4 separate regions of the Homo sapiens genome follow, and all the other regions are linked to region 2. A link is a loop called in an ENCODE intact Hi-C map of the cell type or tissue named here. Cell type or tissue: mammary epithelial cell. All regions are shown on one strand. Region 1 overlaps SLC7A14-AS1 (SLC7A14 antisense RNA 1). Region 2 overlaps LOC105374211 (a long non-coding RNA gene). Region 3 overlaps SLC7A14-AS1 (SLC7A14 antisense RNA 1). Region 4 overlaps SLC7A14-AS1 (SLC7A14 antisense RNA 1).

Region 1 (2,500 bases), 58 kb after region 2:
GGAACACCATTTGTTGATTCATTAACCAACATTTATTACACAACTGCTATGTGTCAGACACTGCTCTAGGTGATGGGGGCCCAAACATACTGTCCCTACCCTCAAGGACAATACTGATTATCTCTTAATCCCCAGGAGCCCCTAGAACACTCGGGCATTAGGCCCCTAACATCCCAGCAAGCCCATTCTGGGTCCCATAGAATTAAAGAATCTGAAGCTAATGCATATTTACTCAGATTTCTATCCCCCGATTTGGATTTGTGGGTTCAAGGGAAAGATTCCAAAGAGGGGTGGGAGTGGAAACTGACATTTCTCTGTACTTCCTGTACATAGTCTGCAGTTGGCCTTATCTGTGGGCACTGTAACTTCTAGGGATGGCTAGTGCCATTTTGAGCCTGAGTTGTTTATTTTGCTCTATAAACTTAAATCTCAGCTGTGTCATCAACAACTAGAGAGAGGAGTAAGGACTCTGACTTCTATTTCTTTGGAATCTGCATATTGTATTATACACCAGTAGGTTCTATAAACATGCTCTTGAGAGGCATATGAATGCATGCTACTGATTTGTCATCAAACTTGTCCTCAGTGTGAATGCACAGATTGGTGTCAGCAGCAACAACTCAGAAGGGAGCTCTCTCTTTTCTTCCTAAATGGCTCTAATAAACACCATCCTGTCAAACCCCAGACTTCTCTTTCACACACTCAGCATATCCTGCTCATGTGTGTGGGAGCTGTAATCACTTCTGGGGTAATTCAAAAATCCTGAATCAACCAAACACTAAACACAGTGATAGGTGCACAGTGCAAACTTAAAAGATATTTGGAGTTGAAACCAAATGTTCTATGAGAAATCTCAGGGGGTCCTTCTGAAATTCGGTCCCTGTGAGCATGACTTGCCTGAGGCCCCCTCTAAAACACGTTCCATCTCTGCTTTCCTCCCTCTTCCTCCCCACATTTCCCTGGAGGGTACAGGCATGCTTGGGTTGGTGCCCAATCCTGAATGACTCAGGGAGTTTACTTTCCTGGTAACATTCCCCAGCTGCCATTTAGAAATAAAAGAAAACAAATACATGGGGCCAGGAGGCCAGGAGCCAGCCAAGAGGTGGTCCTGCATACTGGTTACAGGCTCAGACTCTAGGGTCAGGTAAATCTGGATTCAAATTCAGGCTCTCTCACTTGCCAGTTTTGCACTTGATGGAAATTATGGAATTTCCTTAATGCTCATTTCCTGATCCATGACTAATGATAGTGCCTCTCTTGTGGTTTACTGTGAGGATTAAATAATGGCATTAATGGGAAGTCTTTAGCAGAGAGTCTAAGAGAGAGCACAAGCTCAAACTAAATGTTGCCCAAAAGCATTTTTCTGAGATGCTCTTTTCCTATGCTTCCTGGGGTCTATCCTGGTCTTTATGCCTCTTTGTGGCTGCTAGAATCCCTCTTCTTGAGGATTTCCTCTGCTTGGCTGCCTCTGCCACTTCTCTTTCTCACCCATTGCATCACATCAAAGATGCAGACTCTGATATATACCCTAGCCTAAAGCTCTACTTCCCAGGAATGGGGGCTCCCAACCAATAGTCTCCCTGACCCCAGATCACTCTCCATCAAGCTCCTCCTAGCTTGTTCAAGGCATCTTGTAGCCCGAAACAGTTGACACAATAAAGAATAATTTTGCTTGGTTACAATTTATAAGTGTGTCTTGATTTTATAGGTATCACATGCTATAACCATAAGCTTTATGTTTGTTCTTATTTGAATAATAGCATGATAAAAATAACTCAAGTGAATGCTGCAATAGTTTCTTTTAAAAGTTCTGTGTGTTTTGTAAGTTGAAAAAGATGGGTTTAAAGGATTAAAGTTACAGCATTTCAAAGCTTTTTTATGAAATGTATAACATGCTAATGTTTACTGTGTAGTACATATGTAAATGCCTTACTTGATTGTACATGTTTTGAGCAGAAATGGAATTGTATTTATATATCTCTATAGTGCCTACTACTGAGTTTTGCCTGTCACATGTTCTCAATATATATCCTAATCATGCAGCAAATGGTTACTGAGTATCCGCCTTGTGGGAAGCAATCTACAAGGCTTTGTAAGGAACACAAAGATGAGAATGACACAGGTCTGTCCTGGAAAGACAAGTGATAGGTAACCAGCCAGCTACCATAAGGGGAGGGTGGTTGGTGTGGTCGGAGATAAAAATTAAATGCTGGAGGTTCAGAAAGGGAATATGTGCTTCTGGTTAAAAGACCTCCCTTAAACCTCATGGAAGAGGAGGCATTTGAGCTGAGATTTGAAGGAGATGTAAGATCTGGACATGCCAAGATGGAGCAGGAAGGCTTTGTAGACAGATGTGACAACTTGATCAAAGACCAGAATGCACACAATACAAATAGAATATGGGCAGGAATCTGATTGGTGGTAAGTATGCTAAGTAGGAGAACAAGCCAAGAAAGCAGATTGGACCAAATCCTAAGGAGCTTGGCTGCAGGCTGTGAGG
Region 2 (2,500 bases):
AGAAAGCTTGCCTGCCATTGGGGCAGGTGTTGGGCTTGAAACGTTCAGTGTCATTATCTCATTTAATTTTTACAACAATCTGCCAGTTGCTATTACCACCTCCATTTTACAGATAAGGAAACCGAGGACCAGAGAAGCTAAGTACCTTCATATAGATCTGGGATTTAAATTCAGGCATTCTGACTTAAAATTGAATGTATTTTTTAGTCCTAGCTACAAAGCCACTGTCTACCAGAACTACTTGAAATCTCCTTCCCTTTTCTCTGGCTTCTCCTTGTAATTGAGGATCTTACATTGGCAATGGTTATATGAATGATGACGATGATAATTACAATACCAGCTAACTTTTACTGATTACTTACTATAGGCCAAGCAATGTGCTCAACACCAAACTTTTATATCTTCAATTCTCACAGAAAATTTACCGTGAAGTTAGTATTTTTACTGCCATTTCATAGATGAGGCACCTGAAGCTTAGGAATGTTAAGAAATTTTTGCAAGATTACACACCCAAGTAGAGCCTGGTTTGGAACCTAGGTCTAATTGCCCCTAAGCCCGAGTATTTAAACCACTATGCTATACTGTGCATAGGGAGATAATTGAATCTATGGAGAAATACTCAGGGCTATAGTACTACTAATCAGACCTTTAAAAACTGAAAGAATAGTGAAAAGGGGTATAGTCATATCTTTATGTGGCATGGTATAATGATGAAGCTGGAAAAGAGTGCTTACATTCTAAAACAGGAAGCTTTCTAACCTTCCCTGCTTAGAAAAATAATCAACTCTGATTATTTCCATGTATTCTGTTCTTGAATTGGAAATTCCAGGAGTCTGGTTTTAATTGCATAGGAAGTCAACCTGGACTGTTATTGTTTGTCAGGAGTCTGTTTTATCATTTTTATGGTCAAGCAATGGACTTCATCACTAGGGATTTAGTTCATGTGTGTTTCTGTTTCAATGGATACTATCAAGTAATTAAGGTTGAGGGAATGAATGGCTACTTTATTGCTAAACGCTAGCATCTGGCTATAAAATGAGGAAAGAGGGAGTGGTCAGGGGAAAGTGGAAGTATGACTAACACTGAACTTCAGTTAATAGATCTGGACACATTGAACCTGAGTAAATAGGTCTGATATTCTCCTGCTTGCAATGCTGGGGATGAAGTAGATGAGCTCCTTCTCACCAGCACCTTGAAAAGAATCAGATATTAAACTAGAACTCAGCAACTACTCAGTATTATTGGAGTAATATTTTTAAACCCAAAGCATTTGAGTAGTTCCCTAACAATATTTCAAAGAACAAACAAAAAGATGTGTTCATCAGCAAGGTCAGATGTGTATCATCTGAATGCCTGCACTGTGAATAGCTCTGCTAATTGGTGAGCTGAGCATGAAGTGACTTGGATGATTAATTAAGGAGATAGGCCTTGAATAGGACGGAGGTGCATGGCCATTGTTGAGCACCTAAGGCAACAGCCTAAGGAGGAAAACTCACTGAAATTCCCTAGGTGGCAGCAGTGAACAAGGCGTTAGAAGGCCCCGAGGATGTGACAGCTCAGAGAAGGAGTATCTTCTAGGGGTCCAGGAGAAGCTGGATTTGCCATCTGGTTTAAGATTTTGAGGTGGGTGGAGATGGGTGTGGGAATGGGAGACAGTGTAGCACAGCGAAGAGTTAGAATCAGTAAGCCTTCTTAGTCCAGCTCTGCCGATCACTGGCTGTGTGGCCTCGGGACAACTGTTCTGTCAGCAACCTCCACCCACCCCCATTTCCTCCTCCCACAAATGGGGCTAGGTGAGGTCATCCCTGGGTACCTTTTGGCATTATATGATTCACAATTTGATGATGCCTCTGGCATTTTCATTGCACTCTTTACAATGAAAGAACTTGATTACCTTGGTTGGGACGTGGAGGAGAGGGTTGTATGTGTGTATTCCAGAGAGATGCATTATGCTACTGTCTTTTTAGCAGTGTTCTCTGTCTGGAGAATATGCTGATCTTTGCAAACTAGAACAATATTGTTGTCCTACCATTAGCGCAGGTAGGTTTTATATGGTTGACATAATTCGCTCACCTATCGCGCACTCTCAACCGTACGCCCTTGCAGTCCCGCAGCTGTGCTCATAAGGGACAGAGCTTTTTAGCACTCTCTTCCAGCCAACTGAGTTTTTGGCTATGTCTTGGTAGTTATAATATCTTTGTTCTTTTTACGTGGTGCCAGGCACTTTGTTAAGCCCATAATACCTCACAAACATACAGCTCTTTTATTCTACCTTCAAGTAGCTTTTAATTATCTTTGTTTAAACAAACCAATCTCTCAAACCCAATTCACCTTAATAATAACTAATATGTACAAATGTTTATTATGTGCCAGGCATATATGTGTGTCCTGAATATGTTATTCTATTTAACCCTTAAAATAAGCCTATGGATTAATACTAGTACTTTACATTATCTGTAGATGGAAATTGAGGCCTAGAGAGGTTAAATAACTTGCCCAA
Region 3 (2,500 bases), 200 kb after region 2:
ATAGATGCTGGAGAGGAAGTGAAGAAATAGGAACGCTTTTACACTGTTGGTGGGAGTGTAAATTCGTTCACCCATTGTGGAAGACAGTGTGACAATTCCTCAAGGATCTAGAACCAGAAATGCCATTCGACCCAGCAATCCCATTACTGGGTATATAACCAAAGGATTATAAATAACTGTAGTATAAAGACACATGCACACATATGTTTATTGCAGCACTATTCACAATAGCAAAGACTTGGAACCAACCCAAATGCCCATCAATGATAGACTGGATAAAGAAAATGTGGCACATATTCACCATGGAATACTATGCAGCCATAAAAAATGAGTTCATGTCCTTTGCAGGAACATGGATGAAGCTGGAAACCATTATTGTCAGCAAACTAACATAGGAACAGAAAATCAAACACCGCATGTTCTCACTCGTAAGTGGGAATTGAATAATGAGAACACATGGACACAGGGAGGGGAACATCACACACCAGGGTCTGTCAGGGGGTTGGGGGCAAGGGGAGGGATAGCATTAGGAGAAGTACCTAACGTAGAAGACGGATTGATGGGTGCAGCAAACCACCATGGCACATGTATAGCTATGTAACAAACCTGCACGTTTTGCACATACATCCCAGAACTTAAAGTATAACAAAAACAAAATCAAACAAAAAAAAGTAAGGTTAGGGAGGCATGACAGTAACTACATTCTGATAATAAACATGTCTTTTTTATTAAAATAAAAAATAAAAAAATAGAGTATTACATAGTAAGAGCTAAATAAGTTAATTCTCACCGACACATTATATACTGGACTTATCGGTCAAAGAAATTCTCAATCCTTCAGAACTAGCTATAATGATACTCTAATAATATGCAGATGTGGCAAGGTTAATTACTTCTCTTGGGAAATACTTGCATTTTAATAATGGCCTTGCATGCTGTTTTAACCTAAATGCTTAACTCTGATAGTGGGAATGTCAGACACGGTAAGGGGTTAATCTACTTGACTGCTTGCCTCCCTGCACCTGTGGCCCTCTAAGCTTTTCAATTTGGACCATTTAACCTTGATGCGTGGATTCAGCCCTGGGACAGGGCCTGGCACTATTTCTCTCTCACACTAGAAAGGATTACGTAACCCCAGCACAGTCACTTGGTGACTCAGTCCCAACACAACTTCAAAAATAGTTTCATGCAGTCTTTTCCTGTGCTTCTTATAGGTTCCAATGGCTGAGTCCTCATCTTTGTTCCTGAACCTGTGCCAGTTTCTTCTAAAGCCTGCCTTGCTTTCCCACTTATCCCCACCTCCTAGAGTTCAGAGACGTCCTGCTGACCCTCAGCCTGCAATTTCTTATTTTACAAGCTTCTTATATAAATTAAACAATGTCACAGTCCTCCCACCTGCTGGAACACTCACCCTTTGCCTCCCACAGAACCTCCCTGATACCCACGGTCCACCCATCTGGACCACCACCTGTTGACAACTGACGGTACCTCCTATGTCCCTACTGATGTCTTGGGCTCAGTGAATCACATTCTGTTGGTCCTGGCACCAACCACACTCTAGTTCAGTAGCAGAAAGGAGAGAGGCATTTTGTAGAGTTGTTAAATCACTGGTACCAAAGCCAGGCCTGGATGATATCCCATAAATAGTTCCTCCAGGCATCAAAGCATAAGACATTTCTTCAGTCACTGGAGTCATCACAGCTGCCCCTCATAAAGTGTCAACACTATCATGCCAGTGGCAGGGAACAGAGGCAACTCTAAACAACAGAAGCAGGGGTCCATATCTGTGGGGTTCTGACTCCCTCAAGGCTTTGTGGTGATGATACTAAGGATCTCTAAACATGTTTTCGTGTTTTCAAAAATTCCTGAAATGCTTTCTATTGTCCTAGAATTGGTGGCCAGTTATCTTTACTTTCTAACAGTGCCATCTATGGTTGCACCATGCACTGCCCAAGAACATACTAAGAGCTAACAAAACATCCCTACTACTCCCAAGCATCACACCAGCCCAGTTTACACAAGAAGGCTGGAAGTTGGGAAAGCACATGTGATGTGTCCCATTGCAGGGAGTTCTGTGTTCATGGTGAGAGGCTTTTCCTCTGTTTACCAGCAGGGAGGACAGGCACTTTCTTCTCACATGTAATATTTGGTGTAACATTAGCTGCTGTAATCGGTGAATCCAAAATTCCATTATGGCTCAAACACAATAGTTTCTTTCTCACATAACAGTTCAAAGCAGGTGTTGTAGTTCCACCAAGGGCTTTCCTCTGTACGTGATTCAGGGATTCTGAGTTTTTCCATCATATTGTTTTGCCATCATTTCCTGGGTCCTCATGATCTGCAACCAGCCGTTGGAAGTGGCAAGAGCGCCTGAAGTGAGCACATCTGCCTCCTAAATGCTTTGACCTGGATATGCACCACATCACTTCTGCTCACAACCCATTGGTGAGAACCAGTCATGTGGGCACACCTGGAGGCAAAGGGGCTGGGAATTGTAGGC
Region 4 (2,500 bases), 69 kb after region 2:
GACAAATCTCATGCATGTTTATAGGAATATACAAATATTCAGCACTCAACAAAGTAAAGCTGCCAATGTCTAGCATCCATTCAAAAATTATCCAGCATGCCTCTTCCTCAATCCATGTTTTCAGTTCTGATCCATCTGTTCCATATTATTTCCAGCTGTACCTTAGGTAGCAAATGTTAAATGTGTCTTTCCTCTCTGCCACTTTCTCTGAATTCTTAGCAGCTTTCACTAGGATTTTGAAACTGCATTCCTGTACCCAAAGACCTCTAGGCCTCACTTGGTTTCTCTCCACTCTCCTGCTAACATAGCCTGAAGCCACCTTTTAGAGAGGATACAAACAAAAACAAAAACCCAAAAACAAACCAAAAAAGGAATGTTGTAGGCCCCAGCAATTTCTTGGTGTAATTCATTTACTAAGAACTGCTCCTTTGGGGACGAATAATCCAGCTTGTCTGACAATTTCTATGTATTATATGCCACTCAGTACAAAGTGTAGTAGTTTAATGACAGGAAGATTTGTGTTGTGAGTAATCTGAGCAAATGTTCCTCAAAGCCACAAGAAGCTTAGGGTTTAAAGGCAAGAAATTTGGGAACGTTTTAAATGTGACTCATCCAGGTAAATAGGACCACAAATATAAAATTCAAAACACATGCTCTAAAAATATCCACATCTTCACATGAAGCATGCTCTCCTTATGTAATAAGGCATGTCTTTTAGATATTTTTCAGAAAGAATCTGATTTCATTCTTGAGAAAAGCTATTAAATTCTAAGATCTGTGCTTTGTGTGATCTCAGTCTCCTGACTAAAGCCTCAGGCAATAATAATATATCAAAAACAAAATCGGCATTGAAAAGATTTTAAAATAGAGGGAACTGCAATAATCTCTTCCTTCCTGGAGGCAGGTCTCTCAGGCTAGGGATGGAGTCACAGGATTCACCTAGAAACGCTTGGTATCCTTGGGATGTCCTCTTAGGTAAGAAAACAAACAAACATCCAAGTATTTGTCAGATTCCTACCACGTGCCAGATTCTGTGTTGTGTGCCAAAGGCTTGGAATAAAATGAAGCCACGCCCCAGCCTCGCAGTTAGTGATGCTCTTATTCAAGTGGTTTTGGTTTGGCTGCCTCTGACACTTTATTCCATGTTGCCTAATAGTTTTAAAAGCCCCTATTTTATAGTCAGTGCATCTTTCTGTGGGTCCCCAGAGAAGGGAAGACTGTGAGGTAAGGGAAATACAGTTTCTTCCCTCCTCCCTCTCTCTCCTCCTCCTTTCATGCCCTTCTGGGCTCTCTGACAAGGGCTGTTGTGGGCGGGGGAGCTCGCAGCGTTTGAGGCTTTAGTTTTAAATTCTGTTCAGGTTTTCCTCTAAGTACTGCTCTTCACTGTGTCTGCTCATAACTGAGTCTCCCCACTTTCCTGGCTCTGCTTATTCTTAGAGCTCAAAGGCCCCTAGGATCACTTCTTCTGCCCCAGCCAAACTCAGCTCTCCCCTCCATTTTGATGTACCAGAAACAACTTTCGGTCCACAAGAAACAGTGGGTTTGTTTGGCAAGTCCCAGGACACTGGGGTATGGCCTGGCAATCAGACCCTGCTGGGCTGGGCTGTGAGTGGCATGTGAATGTGAACGCTCCTACCATGAGCGGCATCAGGCTGTGTCCTGCTCCTTCCCCTTCTTTCCTTTGTATATAGTGATCCCTGTCCCTGGAACTCTTCTCTCATTCCTGCCTACTGCCTCTATTTTCACCTAGCCAACTCCTTTCTTCAAATGTTTCCTCCTATAGAAGTCTTTGGGGGTTAGGTAGTGTTATGGACTGAAATGTTTCCTCTGCTCCCAAATCCATATATTGAAATCCTAAACCCCAGTTTTCAGAATGTGGCTTTATTTAGAGATAGGTTCTTTTCAAAGGTAGTCAAGCTAAAATGAGGTCATTAAGGTGGGCTGTAATCCAACATGACTGGTGTCCTTATAAAAAGAGAAAAGTGAACACAGAGCCGTGCAGAGGAAAGATGATACAAGGAGACACAGGGAAAAGACAGCCATCAACAAGCCAAGGAGTGAGTCTCTCACAGCCCTCAGGAGGAGCTAGCTCTGCCAACACCTTGATCTTGGACTTCTAGCCTCTAGAACTGTAAGAAAATAAATGTCTGTTGTTTAAATCGCCCCACCCATGGTATTTTATTATGGCAGCCCGAGCTGTTGCACTTAGCCTCTCTGAGCTTCAGTTTCTTCATGTATTGACTAGGGGTGATAATTTCTATTTTATGGGTGGATGTGAGGATTGAATGAGATGATATATATGAACATCCCTGGATAGATGGCTGTTCTGTGCACAGGGACAGGCAGGGCATGTCTGCACAGCAAGTGGGGACTGAAGCCAATTTGGGACTTATTGATCATCAGGTGCCTATGGGACATCCAGGAAGACACTCTAGTAGCAATGGCACATACAGTGCTGGGTGAGTGCCAAATCCATGTCAACTGAATTCCTTTATTTTCC

The links. Peaks named below come from ENCODE experiments on the same cell type or tissue, not always from the same donor. Only the 100,000 strongest peaks of a DNase experiment are listed, where the experiment ranks them.
Region 1: it touches region 2 in a loop (3-fold over the local background); 8 of 110 quality-filtered maps call a loop at or near these places.
Region 3: it touches region 2 in a loop (6-fold over the local background); 8 of 110 quality-filtered maps call a loop at or near these places.
Region 4: a loop joins it to region 2, with 5 times the contacts of the local background. A loop is called at or near these places in 8 of 110 quality-filtered maps.

Annotation. Positions count from the first base shown.
Region 1 is chr3:170,750,273-170,752,772 of GRCh38, reverse strand. All of the region lies in intron 5 of SLC7A14-AS1 (SLC7A14 antisense RNA 1), which reads right to left. Among named protein-coding and RNA genes, the nearest start is that of RPL22L1, 120 kb to the left of the region's middle. In mammary epithelial cell, no CTCF peak of the experiment used is centred here; a DNase peak (open chromatin) is centred at 1,182; H3K27ac peaks cover 2,073 bases.
Region 2 is chr3:170,808,699-170,811,198 of GRCh38, reverse strand. The region is part of intron 2 of LOC105374211 (a long non-coding RNA gene); the gene reads right to left. Among named protein-coding and RNA genes, the nearest start is that of RPL22L1, 60 kb to the left of the region's middle. In mammary epithelial cell, a CTCF peak has its summit at 1,509; DNase peaks (open chromatin) are centred at 1,058 and 1,778; H3K27ac peaks cover 2,304 bases.
Region 3 is chr3:170,613,473-170,615,972 of GRCh38, reverse strand. All of the region lies in intron 2 of SLC7A14-AS1 (SLC7A14 antisense RNA 1), which reads right to left. Among named protein-coding and RNA genes, the nearest start is that of SLC7A14, 29 kb to the right of the region's middle. In mammary epithelial cell, no CTCF peak of the experiment used is centred here; a DNase peak (open chromatin) is centred at 1,172; H3K27ac peaks cover 292 bases.
Region 4 is chr3:170,740,010-170,742,509 of GRCh38, reverse strand. The region is part of intron 5 of SLC7A14-AS1 (SLC7A14 antisense RNA 1); the gene reads right to left. Among named protein-coding and RNA genes, the nearest start is that of RPL22L1, 130 kb to the left of the region's middle. In mammary epithelial cell, no CTCF peak of the experiment used is centred here; DNase peaks (open chromatin) are centred at 579 and 1,049; H3K27ac peaks cover 1,754 bases.